Regions from separate parts of the Mus musculus genome. Here region 2 is linked to region 1. The links are chromatin loops, found by intact Hi-C in ENCODE. Cell type or tissue: heart. All regions are shown on one strand. Each heading gives the region's core, and the rest is flanking DNA. Links, peaks and the distances in the headings are about the cores only.

Region 1 (4,884 bases), core at 1,297-3,796:
TGGACTGGAAGAGGAAAACTACGGATCACTCAGGCGAGGGGCCTTCATATTGTTTTGTGGTTTGTTCCATTGAGAAGACAAGGGGCAAGGGCAAACAGAGGAGTAAGGGTAGTGGGCTGGGCCATGATTCAGAGGAACCTGTAGTTCTGCTTTTTCTTTTCTTTCTCTAGTTGCAGATGCCGTTAAAGTGAAAGACTGATTCTAGGTAAGCACATGGGTTGCTATTAAAGAATTCCTGCCTGCCTGACTAACTGCTTACTTGATTAACTGGAGGCTCAATCAATGTTGGAATTCTCAAGAGGGTGAATCTAGGATCTTTATTAAATGTGATTAAACATGAAGGCTAAGAGTTGGTTATCAGTAACTCCTGCTCCTTTTGAATGCTCTAAAGTAGATCAGATGCATCAGTAGAAGCCACGGAGGTTAATATGACTGTTGGAGCGAAAGTTTGAATCAGGATTCTGTGGTTGGATTTTTCATGTGGCTAATAAATCAATTCATTCCTTTAAGTATGTAGGGGAAAGACCATTTGGAGGAATCCTGGAAACAAGTGCAAAGATAGAAGTGCATATGGGAAAATAGACCTGCTACTCTTGAGTGGTTCACCTCATGTGGATGGCAGTGACCTCTGGGAGTCCGTTCATTTACCCATCCATTCAGTCCACTCACATTATGGAGCCCTGTGATATGCCAAGGAATCAAATAAAGAAGCTCGCTGCTTCTGTGAACTTTCAGCCTGGCGGAGGAGGCAGACCAGCAGGACACGGATGCTTATGTAATGGTACTATAAGGTCAAGGAAGGAGAAGCACAAGGTGCTATGAAAACAAATAGCGAGAGTGGTCAGGGGTTAGAAAAATTTCCATGAAGGAAAGCTGAACCCCCTGAGGGATTAGCCAAATGCAAGGGGTGGGAGCCTAGGGACACCCAAGCAGGAAGCAGCAGCATGAGTGAAGGGAGGAACAGTCAAGGAAATCTCAACGAAATGAAGTAAGCTCCGCGTAAGAGTGAGCAAAGGTAAATGCAGAGGAAAGAAAACAAAATCAAACCAATGACAGGGTAAAAATCCTGCTACTGAAAGCTACTCGTTGAGGCCAAGAGTATGCAGGGCTCTCTACTTCCCATAATGGCTTTGGCTCCAGACACACTGAAAGTCATGGGCTTTTTAAGGAAGCCAGGAGCCAGAGTCTTCTACCCACATCCACAGGCTGATAGCCTGGTGCAGAAGGATGCTGTCTATCTGTCTATCTATCTATCTATCTATCTATCTATCTATCTATCTATCTATCGTGAAACAAGGACCTGCGTAGCAGAGGCTGTTCTTAAACTCATGCCTTCCCATCTGAGCCTTCCAAGTCCTGAGAGTACAGGTGTATTCCACCAGGTTCAGTCAGTGAGTTCTTCCTAATATTAATGCAATTGTCCAATGGGGGAGCACCAATGCTGGAAGAAGAGATAAAACCAGAATGGCTGAGTACTTGTGATGGAACAGGCAATGTCAAGACATGTTATCTTTCCTATCTTATTTAATATTCCAGTGCACCTGTATTGCATTATATTCTCGAGAACTGAGCGTCTGGGAAGGAGAGTAATCTGCACCCCCTCCCCCAAAGGAAGGTGGAGACAAGCCTAGGGTGACTTCTGTACCAGGGGGATTCAGCACTGTGGTTTACCTTGTCGGCGGGATACACAGCTCATCAGATTCGGACTCTTACTTTCTAGAGAAGACAGTGGCTCACAGGGGCTCAGGGCCTCTTATGAATGAGGAGCTCGCATGGAAGGTAGGACTGGTTCAACGTTGCTATTCTACGAATACCTCTACATGTTGCTGTTTAAAAATAAATAAATAAAACCCAGTAATACCCACTTAGTTTGTAAATTATGCGAGTGCCCAAAGGTTACATGAGTTCATCCACATTCCTCATGTTCCTTGAGTTCCACCCCCTACTCCTTTTTAGATGAAAAACTCAGAGGTGAAATAGACAGTGAGAAGGTGGCTATGGTGATACACGCATGCCTTTAGTCCTAGCACTGGGGAGGCAGAGGTAGGTGGACCTCTGAGATCTAGGCTAGCCTGGTTTACAGGGCTAGGTCTAAAACAGCCAGGGCTACATAGAGAAACTCTGTTTTGAAAAACAAATAAAGAAAGAAAAAAGAAGAGAAAGGAAAAAGAAAGAAATATGTAGCGAGAATGTTCTATTATAACACAATAAAACAAACTCTCTAAATGACACATTTTCTAAGGAAGCAATCACACTTTAATGTGTTTTTAAATTTGGAGTTCTGTATTTTGAGGGCTCTCAAGGGAGTGCACACTTGTATGTAGCAGTTTACTTACTCCTTTTAATATGTCCTTCTACATTCTTATAATCAAGCACAAAGTGCAGTTATTTAATTCTCTAGTAAAATGTCATCTGCAGGGTAATATCCATATTTCGAACTAATGGAAAAATACTGTGCAATGGGGAGATGAAGATAGTACCCGTGGCTCCGTCAAAGGGTGACTCTGACATTTGCTGTTACCCATTGCTTCAAATTAGGTCTGACTGTAAGTATGTGACTTCCATCTTCTGGCCTCAGATTTAGCATCTGGGAGAGTTGTCCTGTGGGGCCACCTATAGCTTTGAAGTTCAGAGAGACAGTAGACCTTGGAGGCATATTCCTAAGCAACCCACCCCTTCTTTACTAGGCTCCAGCTGTCATCTCACCTGCTGGCTCCCTTAATTTTAGTCTCTAGCCCTTCCCTACTGGAACTTGAAATACTAAAGGGAACGGTTAAGAAGTTTAATTCCTGGACCGGAGCGCCCCCTAGGCACACCGAGCTAAACTGTGACGCGCTTCATCTGACTCAGGATTCTGGGAAGTTGATGTCCAGGGTCAGCATCGGATCCTTGAACTTCCCGGTTTGTATTGTGAGGCAAGCACCCTGGGACTTTCCTGACTTGGGCAGGGAGGGTGCAGGGAAGGAGACGGGGAAGAAGGAAGTGGCAAACACTGTCCAAGCAGGCACCGAAAAGGCTATGCAGGGGTTGCTCCTTCAACAGACACGTGGGGCTAGAGTGGGGGCGGGAGTGGTAGATATACCAGAGACTCAGGAGATGCAATTCAGCAGGCAATATTCAGCAGCCGCGGTGAGTGCACAGGGACAGAAGAACCATCACTTAATAAAAAGCACTGTTAGAGCCGGCCAGTGTGGCACTCACCTTTAAACCCAGCATTTGAGAGGCAGAGACCGGAGAATCTCTGAGTTCGAGGCCACCCTGGTCTACAACCGGAAGTTCACAGAGAAACTCTGTCTTGAAAAAAAACAAAACAAAACAACAGCAAAAACCTGTTAGAACAGAACAACCCATTTCAAGTCAACTATTTATGTTCCTGTTACTGCTCTCTTGTTACAGTGAATCTTATATGTTCATTTTAAACAAGGATTCTTCAAGTTTATAACTTTTTTGCTGCATTTTGATTTTCTTTCCTCTTTTTTTTTTAAATACTTATCTCCTATATACATAGCTAACATAACCAAAGCTTTGTGTCAAGTAGTATGTTACATTTCGTCTCTGTATGTGTACATTGTGGTGATCTAGTGTATAAGACCTGTGTGCAGTGTTTATCTGTGTGTCTCTGTGGGATATGTATATGACGCATCCAACATATATGCATTATATGTTTCTATCTATGTTTGATATTTTTGAATGTTTATATGATTGTGTGTGTCGTATCTATGCTCTATATTTGTGTATCTGTTTCTGTGTGGAGTGAGTGTATATGTAGTGTGTTTATTTGGGGTGAATATATTTCTGTTTCTACAAGTATTAACATGGTCTGTGTATGTGTGTCCAAGTATGTGTGTGAATTTGTGTATGAACAAATGTGTGTGTGTGTGTGTGTGTCTGTGTCTGTGTGTGTGTGTGTCTGTGTCTGTGTGTACTATGTTCATGTTTGCTGACTCTAGCATCTCAGGTCCAAATTCAGACCTTAGTTACTGTTCTGGAAAGTGAGACTTCCCAGGCACAGCATCTGAGACTGGCTAGCATCTAAGAGTTGGACAAGGCACTTTGCATGGTAGACGTTTGAGAACCTGCACAGTCACTGTGTGTGCTGGGGGCAGTGACATGCCGCAGCTTCTGCCGAGGCCAGCGTCCGTGCTTATCAGCAGTCAGCACCCTCAAGAGCCATTATCACAGGCCACAGAGCGCTTGACTTCACATGCTATGTGTTTCTTTCTCCTCTAAGATACATTTTCATTCTCACCTAAAGACAAAAGGTCTCTTGGGTGGATCCATGGGTCCTTTTTCCTTGTTAGGCCAGTCGACATCAACAACGTCAGCCTTTTTGTCGGGGCAGGAAGTGGTGGCGCAGATCCAAATCAGCAAGGTGGCCTTTCCCCTAGTTTCTAGCCACAGTTCCGACTTGTGTACACAGCTCTGCCTCACCCTGCACAGTGAGCATGCCCCGCTGTGTGGCTCAGTCAGCCTCCTGCCTCCTGACCTGGCTCTTACACAGAAGATGAGACAGTCGTTAGGCCAAAGCATTCAAGGTTTAGTTTAATCCCATAAGTGAATTCCTCTAGTAGCCATCAAGAGGTGTGGCCATACCCTAGGGGAGGAGGGAAGGCTGAGAGCTTGGCTCAGGGTAAGCTAGAACTCACACCCATCCAGGTTCACTCCTTACTCTGTGACTGGGATACACAGGATCTTTGGGCTCTGCTTCCTCAGTTGTTCCTGACTTACTTAGTGTTGGGCAGCAAACCTGGTATAGAGTTCATAGCGAAGTACATAGACTACGACCTTTTATTCAGTGTGTAGGTTGGCTTCCTGGACCCAGCCTCAGTCTGAGGGAGAACAGGTTGGGAGCAGAGTTCTTCCCAGACTGCTCTGTAGTCAAGG
Region 2 (4,884 bases), core at 1,571-4,070, 87 kb after region 1:
TGGAATAATGCTCCCTTAATGAGATAATGTACTTTGCTTTTCCTAAAACCATGCCCACACCGTGGTCACCTAAGGAGGGGCAGCCTCGAAGTTCTGCTGAGTCAGCCAGTTTTTTTTTTTTCTGAAGTTTTCTGAGGTTTAGCTTCCCCCTTCTCTTCTTTGCTGTCTTTTTCTTTCCAATCTTGGTTAGGACCTAAGCATGTTTTCTCTGGTGCTTTGGCGCTCTCTCATGTTCTCTGAAGCCACAGCTGCCTGCTGCCTTGTGGACACTTCATGACCTCTGTTGCTGACCATGCCAACCCAGCTCGAGAGCTTTTTTCCTCTCTTTAACATCCTTCCTCCATAGCCGCTAGGAATTACTGTTTACCTATGCTGTTGTTTTCTCTCAAACTCTCTTAAAATTGTCTCCAAGCTTCTTAGTGAGTCCATTTCAAGCTCTTTTTTTATTGACAAGACTAAGAACTAAAAGAAGGAACCCCAATTTTCTGGTAACACCAGGAGGCTCAATAAACACTATTTTAAAGATTATTTTTACGTCCAAGACCTGTCCTTATCCTTGCTATTCTATCTTGCCATGTGAAAATGGTCTATTTGGTTTATTTAATTTGTTCTATGTGTAGGAGCGTTTTTGATAGGTGATAAACATGGTGAACTTCTGAGAGTTCTTTCTCACCATCCTGATCTGAGACAAAAGCCTAGCAGCTAAAAAAAAAGGTGTGTGTGTGTGTGTGTGTGCTGGTTCAATCAGACTGTGTTTGCACAACAGTCGTAGGCTAGTCAACTGTACTGTCTTTCTTCAAGCTAACCAACCCTAAGCGAGAGGACAAAGAGCCTTCAGAGACTTAAAAAGCCCAGTCTTCTAGAAGAGACTGGGTTTTCAGGTTCCCGAGACCCCTTTCCAAAAATCGAGGGGTCTTTTTCTCTGTGCGTCTGCTCTGTGTGTGTGTCTCCTCACCCCGCAACCCCCCCACACCCCCATATATGCCTTTCTTCAACTACTGATCCTACATGCTGTGTTTGAGATTTATCTGTGGCTACCTGTCCAGCTGGAAAATTTCCCCACCTTTTAATTCTCTAACGAGAAGAGAAGATGAATCCCATCTAGACCCCTGGAGACAACACTGTGTCAATGTGGTTGCTGGGAAGGAAATCTCGGACTTTGTACCTTTGCAAGAGCAGCGAGTGCTCTTAATTCCGAGCCTCCTCTCCAGTCCGAGCGTTCCAATTTTTCAAACCCGCAGTTTGAAAGAAAACGAGGAAGAGGCGCCAGAGTGCAGATTGAAACCCGTGGCTGGTGGTGTTTACTGCTTGAAGGGACCAGAAGTTCATGGCAGCCTGGCTGGCCTGAGAAAAACCTGTTCTGCTTAGGGAAAAACCCAGCGGCAGCAAAACAAGAATTCTGGCCAGAACTCTGAGGTGTGTACCACCCCCATCCCGCCTTCCTCCTCAAGGTGGGCTTGCCCCGAATTGGCAATGCAGCACCCTGTCTGTCTCCCAACAGCGATTTTTTTTTTTGAAGTGCAAGCTCCCCGAGAGTCAGCTCTGCCGTGCAGACTTTTCTAGACACCAGCGCAAGCTGGGCCACGTGCAAGAGAGAGAAGGAGGGCAAAAGGAAGACAGCTCAGCCGGCTGGCCTTGGCCCTTGAAGAAAACAAGCCGCGGCAGGGGAAGAAACATAGTGTTCCCTACAATCTGATCAACTGTGCAAACCTCTGGCTTGCATACCGGGGGACGCCAAGGCCCAGAGGCGAAGCTGATTAGACCAGGCAGGAAAGAGGAATTGGAGATTGTTCCGGGGCAGATGAGAAACAGGTTATGAGGAAGGGAGTATTGCGTGTGTGCGTGTGTGTGTGTGTGTGTGTGTGTGTGTGTGTGTGTGTGTGTGTGTGTGTGTGTGCTCGCGTGCCCGTACATATGCTCAGTTTGAGCCTGTGTGGGGGTGAGGAGGATGCTGCCCCCAGGAGGAGACAAATGCATAACACTGTTTGTGCACTGAGATCCCAGCTCCTAGGGTGGCCTCTGGCAACTGCTGAGGCCTCACAGCGAGAAATCTGGAACAACAAAGGCTGAAGGACAGAAAGGTCTCTGGCCAGAGGGGCTGCTGGCTTTCCAAGGCCAAGAACTTTACTTCAGAGGGACAGGGGACAACCAACTAAGGGGCTGTGAGGTGAACAGAGTTTGGAAAGAAGGAAGCCAAGGAGGCCGCGGATGTGCTGTGTGCAAGGCGCAGTGTGAGGCTCATACACACGGGGGTCACACTACGAAATTGCACTCAATCATAAAATGGGAAGCAAACAGCTCTTTTCCTTCCCCCAGGTCAGTGACACCTTGCGTTGCATAATACCACACCAGCCCCATTTGTTTATAAAGTTAACTAGAAGCCAGCCGGGGAATTTAGTCATTGTGAGACAGTATAGAACATGCATTTTAGTTTAGAACTCAGAGGATGATGTTCAGGAATGTGAAGACTGTAGTAGTCCTCAAGTCTTTGCCACTACCCCTGGAATGTCCTGCTGGGCACCTGTCATACCAGCGGACACCTTTTTCCGCTGCCTCTACTCTATCGCCACCTGCTGGCTCTGACTGCATAACAACATAGCTTGCTCCACTCAACTTGCCTGTTTGCCTCTCCACATTTCTTCAGTCTATTTTTTTTAAAGGCAAGACTTTAATTTATTCATGAACAAAACCCAACAAAAGCTAAATACTTCTAAATTTATAATATATCCCCCATTTGAAAGGCCACACTTGCTGCAGTTGTTTGAGCCCATTATTTGAAATATACAGGAACACTATATTTAAAAAAAAAAACTCACAATCTAAAAATGATGATTAAATAACAAGAAAATATTTTAAATAAGTCAATATTATTGAACATATGTTTATAGAAGAGAGTCAGTTTTATATGTAGATACCCACCTAGGATTTTTGAATTTTATTTTATTTGTATAGCGACAGGGTCTCGCAGCTTTTCCCTGGCTGGGCTGGCACAAGTCGCGCTGCTTCTTCGTCTTGCCAAGCACCCTCAGCATTGTTTTCAGACAGATCTGGCTCTCTGTTTCTTGTATAGCCTCTTCTCCGTTGAATCTTTCCCCTACAATTTTCTTTCTTGTTTAAATTATGAAATTCCATTGATCTTTGTTGTTGCTTCCTGTGGGTTTTTGTTTGCTTGTTTATTTATGTGTGCAGGCATGCACGTGCAACAGTGTGTTCGGGGGTAAAATGCCAAGTCTCTGGGGTTGGCTTTCTTCTTTCCCCCGGTGGGGTCCGGGACTTGAGCTCTGTCTCTGGGCTTGCCTGTAAGGCCTTTACCCGCGGCGGAGCTGTCTCAAGAGTCCTTTCTACCGCTTTAGAGGATCTACCTTCCTTCCTCCACATATTTAGAACATGTTGCAGAAAGTTTGGTTTGGTCCTGTGTGAGAGACACAATGTGGACTACTCAGTCTGTGCTTCCCGACAACACCCAGTCAGTGCCTGTATCCAAGGGCTGAGTCTGGGCGCACCAGTGCAGTCCAATTGTGCAGCAAGGGCCTTTCATGCCCGAGAGCCCTCACTGAGGACGTTAGATGAGTTTTCTGCTTTTGACAAGGATAGTGTGACTCAAAGTCCAGTTCTCATCCACAGAACCTGACCAATCACAGTGGGAGAGTCAGCCTGGGGCCAGTTGGTGTTGATGGTGAGCTTGAGAGAGAAGAGTTTTCTCAAAGTGGCAAGGGTGAGTGTTCATTGCAAGACAGAAGGTGAGAGCCAGAGTGTAAGGGTCACGCCAAGTAGATAAAGAGGTCGGATAAGGAGTAGAGAGAGACACCACAGCTCATTGCTTAAAGGTTTTCAATCTCTTCCTACTGTTTCCAGGTAGATTTGTTAACTTCGTTCCCATTGACCCATGCATTTGAATATGTAGACCCCTGTTGGTGGCACTGTTTTGGGCATTTGTGGAAATGTTCGGGACATGGGGCCTAGCTGGACGACAGAGCCCTTCAAAGGCAGATTGTACCTGGTCCAGTATCACTGAGATGTTAGCTTTGAGACAAGCTTTCCAAGGCCAAAGAGCCGTTCACTGCTATACCTTCCTGACCAGGGTAGACTGTGTCCTTCAAGCCATGAGCCAACCGAGATCCTTGCTCTTCTCCTTCTCTCAGATATTCTGTCATAGCAATAAAGAACTAACACAGAATTGACTTCAGAACCCAGACTTGGGAAGTACACAATGGAGGCAGACTCAGCAAGCGTCAGTCATGGTTTGGATTCTAAGCACAAAACATGGCACTTGAGACAGAGATCTCGTAAGATATTCACTGACACGAAAGGCAGCTATAAACTCAGTATACTCAAGGTGGATTTTCTTCTTCCTAGGATAATTAAATAAGGTGTCAGTTTGGATGAGGAAACCACCAGGTCCATATTATGTGAGCAAGCACCCAGTGTCCTATTTTGTACAATCATCTGGAGGGCCAGGTTAGTTTTCAGATGTACAGTCTGTCTGTTTAACTCAAAACCTGGCTAGGAATGAAAAGTCACTGAAGCATGGAGGGGGTGGGGAGAATTGGCAAGCTAACCACAGAAGTGCTTGAATTCTGGCCTTGGGGAAGAACGTTTCTCATCCAAGCAGCCCAGGAACAGAGCCTTCCTTGGCCAGCCTCCACCTCCTGGCAAAAGACCAATTCCCATGATGAAATAAGACACAAAGCATGCTGTCTGACTTTAAGACTTCAGCTCAGTATGGAATCTATACTGATCTATACTACAGATAGAGGTAACCTTGATAAATAACAGAGCAAAGTTTTTTTTTTTCAAAAAGACAAAAAAAAATGCTGATACTTCCTAAATCTCAGCAAAACCAACTGTACGAGATAGCAATGGACCAGGAGATGAGGTAGCAAA

The links. Hi-C counts contacts between places; a loop is a spot of excess contacts. Peaks named below come from ENCODE experiments on the same cell type or tissue, not always from the same donor. Only the 100,000 strongest peaks of a DNase experiment are listed, where the experiment ranks them.
Region 2: a loop joins it to region 1, with 6 times the contacts of the local background. A loop is called at or near these places in 14 of 42 quality-filtered maps.

The regions. Positions count from the first base shown.
Region 1 is chr1:154,029,919-154,034,802 of GRCm38, forward strand. All of the region lies in intron 3 of LOC108167736 (a long non-coding RNA gene), which reads right to left. Among named protein-coding and RNA genes, the nearest start is that of Gm46165, 31 kb to the right of the region's middle. In heart, for the core only: a CTCF peak has its summit at 2,809; a DNase peak (open chromatin) is centred at 2,893; H3K4me3 peaks cover 403 bases; H3K27ac peaks cover 809 bases.
Region 2 is chr1:154,116,275-154,121,158 of GRCm38, forward strand. It overlaps LOC108167736 (a long non-coding RNA gene), which reads right to left and starts at 1,579. Exons shown (of 4, transcript NR_168298.1): 1 at 1,166-1,579. In heart, for the core only: CTCF peaks have their summits at 1,980 (motif pointing left) and 2,574 (motif pointing left); DNase peaks (open chromatin) are centred at 1,667, 1,987 and 2,547; H3K4me3 peaks cover 599 bases; H3K27ac peaks cover 275 bases.